2 separate regions of the Mus musculus genome follow, and region 2 is linked to region 1. A link is a loop called in an ENCODE intact Hi-C map of the cell type or tissue named here. Cell type or tissue: left cerebral cortex. All regions are shown on one strand. Links, peaks and the distances in the headings refer to the core of each region. The heading gives the core; the rest is flanking DNA.

Region 1 (5,382 bases), core at 270-5,269:
TTCTTGTTTCCAAGGAGCCTTCCTTCAGAAACCCAAAACTGCACGTCGTTGGACAATGCCCTGGTGTGTCATATTCTGGGGAATAGCGGCGGCAGATGCTCTGTCATTATGCTCAGAAGCAGCAGCCTGTGGTCTGTGAGGAGCATCAGAGCCTTCTCAACTCTATTCCGGGATCTACTACTTACTCAGTCTGGTGGTTTGGGGCTTGTTACAGTTTCTCTGTGGTTGAAATGGAGTCCCTCCGGTGTGGTTTGCCTTCGTGTTCAGGACATGGTGTAGTGAAGCTATAAATCTACAGGGTTTCCACCGTGCCATCTGGGGAGAGTCCTAGGTAGTAAATCGGCACACAGGGCACCTTATCATTTTCATGCGCCTGTTTTAGACTCATCCTCAGGAAGATGCCACACACTCATTTTAATTTTGTGACATTTCCTACCTGGTAGTTAGCTCTGATCAGTCCTAGAGATTTAGAAAGAGGCTTTCAGGATTCATCTTGCAATGGGTATCCTACACCATGGAATAAAGAGAACGTCCCAGAAGGGACGCTTTGTTCTAGCTTCAAGTTGCTAGATGCCAAGAAATCAGGAGCAATGGAATGCTTAGGAATTAGCCAATCTACCTCTACGTAACTGTGAAAAGAACCTACTATTTTATAATCAAAATTTGGCATAAAATAGCAGGTATATATAGTTTGAAAAGCTAACAAAAATACCCCAAAACGGACATGTAAAACTTCTGGAGCTTGTGTTCTCTGTGGTGTGTTAAGTCTGGAAACCACCTTACTTCAGTGAGTAATGGCTGTGGCCAGAACTGACTAAGCACCAGATGGTATGGTCCACATTTCAGAGGGATTATATAATTTAATTCTCTCAGCAATTCAGCAAGGAAGGCACTGTCATTACATTTTACAGATGTAGAAGCTAGAGTTCCTTATGACTAAAGACCGAGCATTTAGTGAGCTCACACTGCTTGTGCGGTTAGATCTGGGCTGACGGTAGGCCATGGGAACTCACGTGTTGGGCAAGCACTCTGACATTGAGCTACACCCAGAACTTTATCACGAAATCAGCAAGATTGCATCTGTATGCATTCAACACACCAGGCATCTGCAAGATGACATCTGTATGCATTCAACACACCAGGCATCTCAAAACCAGGCATACGTGGACAAACACTGATGAAAACAGTAGTCTTTCTTTGATCTTAAGACACTGAGGGGTCGTGTAACTGACTTGATCGTGCACGCTCTTTCTGAACGGCAGGGTAAAATCATGTTGTAGGATGTGCTACGTGTATGGCACTACACAGTGTCCAAGAGCTACGGTGCTTCATATCGGATTAATTCCTTGGGGGTGGGGAGATTTATTCCAAATGACTCATTTTGATAATATATTAAGGAAGATACTTTATAAATATAGCAGCAAACAGAAATATAAATTTTGCCCTTAAAATGCTGACTGGGAAATAGACTCTTTAGATAGACAAAGCACATGAGCAGAACAAACCTTAAAAGAGGTTTAGATTAAAAGCAATCAATGAGGCTGAGAATATTTCAGTGTAAAGAAGCTAAGTACTTCCTTAGGCAGCAGGCATGGGTCCTGGGCTTTAAAATCCAGGTTAAGTCAAACTCAATAGCACACAGAGAGCCCAGTAAAGGCTTTAGGGAAACCAGTCATCAAGCAAGGGAGACTTAAGTGTGGCCTTGGGGAAGACTCAAGTCAGGTCATCAGGTTTGGTGGGGAGGGCCTTTCTTTGCTGAGCCACTCCAGACCGGTTGTAATCTGAAATCTACCGTTCATCTTCTGAACTCCTTCAAAGTAGTATTATTAGCATCTGCTAGCACAGATCTGGGACCCTCACCCCCCATTTATTCTTTGTTCACTTCTAACTTGAGTCTTAGCTGGAAAAGGATGCTTGCAAGTTATCCTCTGACCTCCACACATGCACTGCACCAAAAGTACACCCCTCCTCAATACAAAAAAGTCAATAAATAAAAGGTAATAACGTTCAGTTTCAGATTGAGTAGTCTTGAATGCTAGCATGGGTGATCCGAGTTCTCTCCGGCCATGCACCTTCACATCCCATGCACCCTGGTATGTAAGAAGAGCCCAGCTCACTTCTTACACACTCACCAGGAAATGCCTCTAGTTGCAGCTCTCTGTTTGTTTCACAGGTAGATAGTCCTGTCACTGTCTTACCATTCCTTCAACAATACTATAACTGTTACTTCTTGATGCTTCTGTGTAAGCAGAGCAGTATAAAAGACTACATTGTAACTATCCACTGTGTCCTTCCTGCATCCACTTTCAATCATCCGTGTATCTCCTCTTAAGGCTTCAGTAGCAGAATGCCTTCCTCACTGAGAACATGTTACATTAAATCTTAATCATCTTTCTTAAAAGGGGGCCCTTTTTATAGTAAGAACTTAGCTATTTCCTGTTATCCCCCTAAAGAAACCTTGCCTTTCTTTCTTTCCTTATTTGTCAAATGTCCTCTAAGCAGCTGCTACATGCTCCTTCCCCTCCTGCCCCCACTTAGAGCACATAGTGACAGAGAATTTCAGTGTGGCATGTGTGCGTGCCACCTCTGTGGAAATGCAGGGCACCGAGGTGCAGATCAGGACAAGTGCATCAAAAAGGCCCTCAAAAGGCTGCTGAAGCCTGAGCCAGGGGAGACTTCTAAGAGAAAGGAGAATTCTGGAGGCAGAGGAAATATGTTTAATGCTAGAATTAACTACATCTATGGCACAGTCTAGAAAGAAAAGTAAATTAACAATGACTAAAAGCACACAGTCTGGAAGGAAACAAAGCAAGAATTAAGAATAGAAGGTAAATAGGATTGGATCATGCTGTGCCTTTAGTCTGTGCTAAAGAAGTTCATCCTTGATCCATGGGAGTGAACGAAGCAGCAATATGCTGTGATCAATTAGCACTAACACTAGGGCACTGTAATCAGGGTATGGGTGCACCAAAGAGAGGCAAGAGTAGACCAGGGGGTTTCCTCGGGAGGTGGATGCTAGATCCCAACTCTCCATCTGGAAATGAGAGTACAGACAGAGAGAAACAGATGGCTCTGAGGAATGTTCAGAAGACAAATAGTGGGTGAAGAGAAGTAGATGAGATACAGGAGCAAAATAAGCTGTTATGCGCAGTTAGAATGTATGAGTTCAGAGTTGTCTCAGTGCTAGACAGCCAGATGTAGGTGAAGCTCCTGACCTAGCCCTGAGGAATATGCTATCATTGATCTACAGGTGAAAATGTTGGGACAAGCAAGGCCAAGATTATCACTTGTATCTTATTTATCTCCCAAAGCTTGTGTGGTACATATGTACATACATGCACTCAAAATACTCATAACACATAGGTAAATAAACAAACCTAATTTTTAAAAAAAGAATAGGATAAAAAGATGAGCCCCATCCTTTTGAAATGCTATTCTATATTCCCAAACAGTATAGCATCACTTTTAAGATCTATATATTTGGGTAATTTGCACAGAGAAGATGAATATTGAATGACATCCAATGGTGCTATTAATAATAACATAAGAGGAGCAGTTAAGATGTCTTCCTGTGGTGTACCCAAGTGGCTGCATGAAGCACTAGCTCTGTGCTATATCACTACATACTGCAATGTGTGACAACTTATTCAGTCCAGTCGCCTGTTCACGTCAATTTAAACTATTGTCAGCTTTTCGTTCTATAAACAATGCTGCTGTGAAATGCCTGCTCATGTCTTCTTAAGGAGGAGTTTCCCTGGGTACAAAGTGCTGCGCTAGTAACTTCACTGTAATCCTACAGTGACTCATGGATGTATCCTCCTAAAAGCACTGTGAAAAATTGGCTTTTGCATCCTAGCATCTGTGTTCTCTGCCTTCACTTTTCTGGAAATCTGGTGGATATAATTGGCATCTGGTATCTGTGAATGGCACTAAGATGCTAGGCAGCCTCAGAATGCCCTTCATCAAAGAACTTACCATGGAGTATATCAGAACCTCATCTCCAGCTATAAGGCATTTTCTTCTATTTGTTTTGTTTTTGAGATGTGGTGTCATGTATCTTAGGCTGATCTCAAACTCATTACATAGCTAGAACAACCCTGAATTGGTCTTCCCACCCCCACTTCTCATGCCCTGATGCATGTAAGATCCGTGGCCGCATTCGAGCCCAGCCGTCTTCCTGAGGAGCCGTCAGGCAGTTGCTAGGCCCAGCACTGGGAATGGGGCCAGCATCGCTCCTACCCAGCATGGAACTCATCTAAGGAGCCTCTCTTTGGTCAAGAAATCCCTACTGTGCTGTCTGAAATCTGCCACATACATATATCACAGTTTGAGGCACTCCCTGCCCAGTTTTCTCCTCCAAATGTTCAATGCTGGCTGAAATCAACCCACACTTGATCTTTCATAGAAGTTACCATCAATGTCTGTCTGTCTGTCTGTCTGTCTGTCTGTCTCTCTCTCTCTCTCTGTGTTTGTTTTTCTTTTCTCCTTTTTGTCTTTTTGGGTTTTGTTGTTGTTTGATTTTTTGTTTGTTTGCTTGCTTGCTTTTGAACAGGGTTTCTCTGTGTATCCCTGGCTGTCCTAGAACTTACTCTGTAGATCAAGGTAGCCTTAAACTCAGAAATCCACCTGCCTCCTCTGCCTCTGCCTCCTCCTCTGCCTCCCAAGTGCTGGAATTCATGGCTCAGCCTCTACCCATGCATCTCTTAAGGGACAACTCTCAGCAGGTTTGATGAAAACACCCATTGAGACCAGAGTGACTGTTAGAGTGTAAGCCTCCATTTGAACGGCATCAGCGGTATCTCAGCTCCTCCGCTCACTGTCACACAGCCCCGGCAGTTACTCAGCTTCCCTGTCCTTTAGCTTCGTCTCTAAAGTGAACTATTCCAGTACTGCATCACAGTTAGAGAGGTGAACACTCCTGACACATACACATCATTACGGTTTGCTCAGTGTGATCTTATTCATCTTGAGAGTTGTCATTAAGTGTTGTGATGTATGAAACCATGACCTGTCATGTTTCCTGGTTATGGCTTTCTAGATGTGCATGCATGACAAGAGGTGTTAACCCAGAAGGTGAGAAAAGGCAGTATGATCCCAAATAAAATACTTGGTAGTAACAAGTTGCTCCAATGTGATTGCTTTTCAGTTGCTAATCAGCCTGTATTCTAAAATCTTGTGTCTCTATGATTTGTATTTTCTTCGATTTTTGTTCATAATATTTTCTAAATAAAATTCTAATTACACATTAAAAAATCTTACCTGTAACACTTGAGAAATGTTCTCTGTAGGTTTAGGAAAATATCTTGTGTAGTTTAGCGCACACAAAGATTTCACAGTCTGCAACAAGTGGTGGGAAGAGAAAAAACCCATCCTGTCTTCCCA
Region 2 (5,382 bases), core at 309-5,308, 69 kb after region 1:
GCAGTTGCTGGGGTGATGCATGCCTTTAATCTGAGCACTAGGAGGCAGAGGCAGGCAGGCAGACCTCTCTATGAGTGCAAGGTCAACCTGGTCTAGATAGTCAATTCCCTCCAGGCTAGACAAAGCTACACAATCAGAACTGCACTAAATAAATAAACAAATAACTGACGAAGTAGTAAGTACAAAATAATATGGAGCACCTTAGTGTATAAGTGTAAGCATTAAATCATAGTGAGAATAAGATAATTAGGAAAGGCTTCCCTAGGGAAATGATTACTAAATCAATTAATATCATTTTAATTTTAGGAGTCACAACAAAAATGAAAAGAAGAAAATCTTCAATATATTTTAAGCTAAAGGCTAAGTTTGGGAGTTAGACACATCTAGGATAGATAGTAAAACATTAATTTACATTCAACATAACAGGAAATAGCACTATAAGGATTTGAATAACAGGAGAATGTGAATAAAATGCTAACTGGTAGATCTCTCTCTCTCTCTCTCTCTCTGTGGTGTGGGGGACACGCACTCTCTTGTGTACATATACAAGTTGTTTGTGGGTGCCTCTAGCTGTGAGCTGCCTGAGATAGGTGCTGAGAACTGAACCCGTGTCCTCTGCAAGAGCAGCAAGCACTCTTAACCACCGAGCCACTTTCCTCAGCAACAAAAGATGTTTTCATCCATACCTAAATGTACGGACATAATACTAACTAAGCATGTCTCGGTCACCCAAAGGTAGGATCGTCAAACTCTTCCTTAGTGTGGCTAAACGAGTATTCCTATAGCGGGTGACAGGCTAGGCTCGTCTGCTAGGAGAAATTTAGAAAGCACTGTTGACTTTAGCATCCCCTTGGAGTCAGGTCATCTCAACATTAAAAAATTAAATTAAATTAAGAATTCTGTCCTAATAACAAAGACAGGGGACTTTTGAGTATATAGCAGATGATGTTAATGCCACAGGCATCACGCTGACCCCAGGGCTGAGTAAGTAAAGTTCCTTCTATTGATTGTCCCAAGATGACCCAGATTTGTAATCCAACTTGATACACTGCAGGTAAAATGTGTGCACACATTAAGACTGTACTTTTCTACCTTTGGTGTAAGATCTTTGTGACAGTATCGTTTCTACAGTGGGTATCAACTGTTACAGGTTAGCAGGAGACTCCAAACCCAGTAAAGTATGCCTTTGCTATGGGATGGGATGGGCTGGCCTGTCTACCCACTCTTAACAAACATTTCAACCTTGACTTAAGAAAATCAAACAGGTTCTGCTACTCGTGTGATCTTGTCAAGGCGACCCATGATTTCGTCATAAGTCAGGACAGGCAGGTAACACGTGAGAGCCACAAGTGGCTTTGTCACACCAAAGTTTACCTTTGTTCTAGTGAAAATAGTCCTCGACCTACAGGATAATAAAATAGGAAGAAAAAAAATTCAAACTAGCAATTACATTGATTTTGAAGGAAAAATAAGTAGGAAACTTAAAATGTTTACACTACATAGCTATAAATAATCAAATAAAGATTTGTAGAAGTCACTACAAAAAAATTACAAACTCGCCGGGCGTGGTGGCGCACGCCTTTAATCCCAGCACTCGGGAGGCAGAGGCAGGCGGATTTCTGAGTTCGAGGCCAGCTTGGTCTACAGAGTGAGTTCCAGGACAGCCAGGGCTACACAGAGAAACCCTGTCTCGAAAAACCAAAAAAAAAAAAAAAAAAAAAAGAGTCATAAAAAAATTACAAACTCAAACTAGCTATAATGCGCAAAATAATCACACGTGTTTAAGTTATTAATAATGAGCACAAGTCACCCATAACATGACTAGAGAGAAATGCTGAGGTACACTTCTTAACGAAAAAGGAGGTTCACTAAAGTGATACCCTAAAAGACTTAACAGGCCTCCATGCTGACACTCATGTCACTCTCCACATACTGAAGAAATAGGAAATCAGATATGCACACACGTGCATGCACATATGTGCGTACGTGCGTGCACGCACGCACACACACACACACACACACACACACACACCATTCTAACAACCACCCACACTATAAAATAAGACCTAGTTACTTACAAAAGCAAACTGATCATTTCTAAAATGTTCTCATTTAGGGGAGATCTTGGGTATAGGGTGGGAGGAGAGATATCACAGCATGAGAAAAGGGAACTCTGATCTGGGGCATACATTGAATTTCCTTGTAATAAGAAAAGAAAAAAAGAGGACTGGTTTAAAAAAAAATAATAACTTTCCAAAAGTCAGAATTTAGAAAGGAAAATAAATGAATAAATAAAATAAATGACTGTACCGCCGTATCATGTAAGTTTTCCCACCTAGGCATGCACGTAGGGTTCAACAAGAAACCACCCACACCATACAACCAATGTCATCCCAGAAGCCAAGAGGCCCTGGAGCCCCCACATCTTGTGGATGGGATCCCAGGCACTCAGAGGCCATCTCTGTTCAAGGCAGGACCGGTAGGACCACTTGTCTCCACAGCAGCCTCCGGTCATTGCCAGTCCAGTCACCTGGACCGGGAAGGCACGTCGCGGCTGAGCTGGCCGCCCGCCTGCCACCCTCACGGAAAACGCTCGATTCCCACACTGGTCCACACTGCCCTTCCCGGGATGGGAAAGGGGCAGACAAAGAAGAGCGGACCACAAGTTACATCGCTCCCCGGGGTCCAGCATCGGGATGCTGAGAGGCGAGGGCGCCGGCTCCGCAGTGGCCTCCCGGGTGGGACGGTCCCCTCGGTGGCACGCAGGTCCCCGCGGCCCAGCGGCCGGCTGCGGGCACAGGGCGGCTCTCGGGGCCGCGGGGCTCACCTTGTTGAGATGCGGGTCCCGCGTCAGCAGGTAGCCGCGCTGGTGGGTGTGTCGGCGGCGGGGGGCTCGGGGCTCCATGGCTGGCACGGTGGCGGGGCGGACGCGGAGTGCGGCGGGCGGCGGCCGTGCGACGGAAGGCCCCGCGGCCGGGGGCGGGCGTGGGTGGCGAGAGGGGGTGGCGAGGCGGGAGGAGCCCGCGCCTAGCCGCCGCCGCCGCGGCCGGGCGGCCCGCGAGAAGCGCTGAGTCACGGCGGCATCGGCCGAGCCGCCGTGCGAGGGGGCGGGGGCGGGGCTCCGGCCAGGCTGGTGAACGCCAAGCGAGAGACCTGGGCCCCGACGGGTGAGGGGCGGGCCGCCTCGCTTCCTCGGCTCGTCCACTGTCCTCCCCTAACCCCAACGTCCTGGGTGCCAGCCATGCCCCCGGGGCCTGATGCAGGAGGGGGATCAACTTTGACCCAGAAAGTCCAGGCCTCGATGGCACTGGGCGAGAGGGCGACTCCCCGCCTGTATCTGAATAGCATAGGAGGGGAATTTCTTTTGAACGCGATAAGAGAAGAGGTGTTAAGAGTACACGGGTCCAGTGATCAGACCTATTGAGCTTAAGAAGGACTCCCCTGAGCGTTCTGGAAACCAAGATGTTCATTTTTGCAAGACTATATGGTTTCTTCTTTGAGGAAAGAGGGTGAGAATAAAAGGTCTTCCAGTATTCAAACCCTGTGGTTGCATTATTGATATTTCTACTTAAAGATTAAAGGACTGGAGAAGTAAGTCCCATGCCACTCAGGGATGTCTGATTAAAACAGAACAGAACAATCAAGCAGCCTTCAGACACCAAAGCCTTTTCTTTTTAGTGTAATCGCATGGCCAGATTCTATGGTATTCGCCTAAACACTGAGGAATGGTTATGGGGTTATATATTGCCTAGATACCTGTGAAATGTTTTCTAATTATTTTACTTTACTCTACCAGTACAACGATAGCTTTTAGGCTATGCTTGAATTCAGAAGTTTCTTTGGCCTGGCTTTTAAATTATCTAGACTCAGTTATTTTATAGAAAGCATTATATTAGCATTGCACAGTTCTTCAAAAACATTTCTTGTACTTAACATGACACCTTTCATTGTGAGTTTTACAACCCATAAATAATTTACCTCATAACATCTGAGAAAGGGGTATACTTTACAAAACTCCCTCTCCTAAATTAGATGAGGCGCATTGCAATTATAATGCTTTGTGTGAGTCAAAAACAGTTTAACAGCAGACCTGGAAGATACAAATTTCCAGGAGAAACCAATTCCAACAGTTTTAGTAGAATGAAGCTTTTATGACTTAAATTTAGAGATGTTGCTTGTCCATTGCTGTGGGACTTAAGGTCTATAGCAAGGATCGCCAATATAGAACAAGCCCAAGGAGCATGTGACCTCTCCCTCCAAGCCAACATTTCAGGAACTCCAGGACCTGTAAAGCTGCTTCCTTTTCCTTGTCTGTTTACTTGTTCTCTGACAGCGCCAGTCATCTTGGATGGTGAGCAGCCCAAGGAGCTATTTTGTATAGTCATACACACTTCCAAAAAAAAGTCTAAAAAGAACCTATTTCCCAAATATTGACTAGAGCACAAACTTTTCAGTCTTTTTAATCATTTGTAGAATTAGATTTTATTGCCAAGAACACAGAAAAACAAGTATATAGATTAAAAACAATCAACCTCCTTTGCTTTCATTACCTTGTAAGAAACTGGGGTTTCAATGCCACCCTGTAAATGATTGATAATGTAAAGAATGTTAAAAGGGGGCAGTGGTGGAGCACGCCTTAAATCCCAGCAGTCGGGAGGCAGAGGCAGTCAGATTTCTGAGTTCTCTGAGTTCAAGGCCAGCCTGGTCTACAAAGTGAGTTCCAGGACAACCAGGGCTACACAGAGAAATCCTGTCTCGAAAAACAAAAAAAAAACAAAACAAAACAAAACAAAAAAAAGGGGGGGGGGAGGTGCTAAAGAGTTCAGCAGTTAAAAACACTTGATGCTCTGCTGCAGAGGACCCAAGTCCAGGTCCCAAGGCCCAAGCGGTATGGCTTACAACTACCTGTACATCTAGCTCCAGGGGATCTGACGCCCTCTTTTGGCTTCCTCAGACACTGGAGTGCACACACACACACACACACACACACACACACACACACACACACACACAGATAAACACTTATATGCAGAAAATAAATCTTGAAAAACAAAAGGCATGTTGAAATAGAGGCTAGAGATGTGGCTCCTTGGGAAAGCACTTGTTTTAAACATGAGTGAGCTTCTTGGTTTGACCTCGTGTACTGAATATACAGACCATATACTAACCTTCAGATAGGGTTACCAGCACATGAACATTAGCTTGAAAGGGTAGTCAATATGCAAGAAAAGATATAGATAATCACATCATCTAAACTGTGGAAAAGAATAGAGTGTATTTCAGCAATTAGCAAGTCTCTTTCTTTTGTTTGTTTGTTTGGTGGCAGCAATTAGCAATAGCTTGTTTGTGGCAGCAATTAGCAATAGTCTGTTTGTTTGTTTT

The links. Peaks named below come from ENCODE experiments on the same cell type or tissue, not always from the same donor. Only the 100,000 strongest peaks of a DNase experiment are listed, where the experiment ranks them.
Region 2: it touches region 1 in a loop (6-fold over the local background); 3 of 42 quality-filtered maps call a loop at or near these places.

The regions. Positions count from the first base shown.
Region 1 is chr9:86,624,102-86,629,483 of GRCm38, forward strand. The region is part of intron 6 of Me1 (malic enzyme 1, NADP(+)-dependent, cytosolic); the gene reads right to left. Among named protein-coding and RNA genes, the nearest start is that of Rwdd2a, 55 kb to the left of the region's middle. In left cerebral cortex, for the core only: no CTCF peak of the experiment used is centred there; DNase peaks (open chromatin) are centred at 828, 3,055, 3,876, 4,176 and 1 more place; H3K27ac peaks cover 4,416 bases.
Region 2 is chr9:86,692,846-86,698,227 of GRCm38, forward strand. It overlaps Me1 (malic enzyme 1, NADP(+)-dependent, cytosolic), which reads right to left and starts at 3,069. Exons shown (of 14, transcript NM_008615.2): 1 at 2,828-3,069. The coding sequence starts at 2,905. A330041J22Rik (RIKEN cDNA A330041J22 gene) reads left to right here and starts at 2,597. Exons shown (of 3, transcript NR_045835.1): 1 at 2,597-2,857. In left cerebral cortex, for the core only: no CTCF peak of the experiment used is centred there; DNase peaks (open chromatin) are centred at 2,539 and 3,298; H3K4me3 peaks cover 1,840 bases; H3K27ac peaks cover 1,519 bases.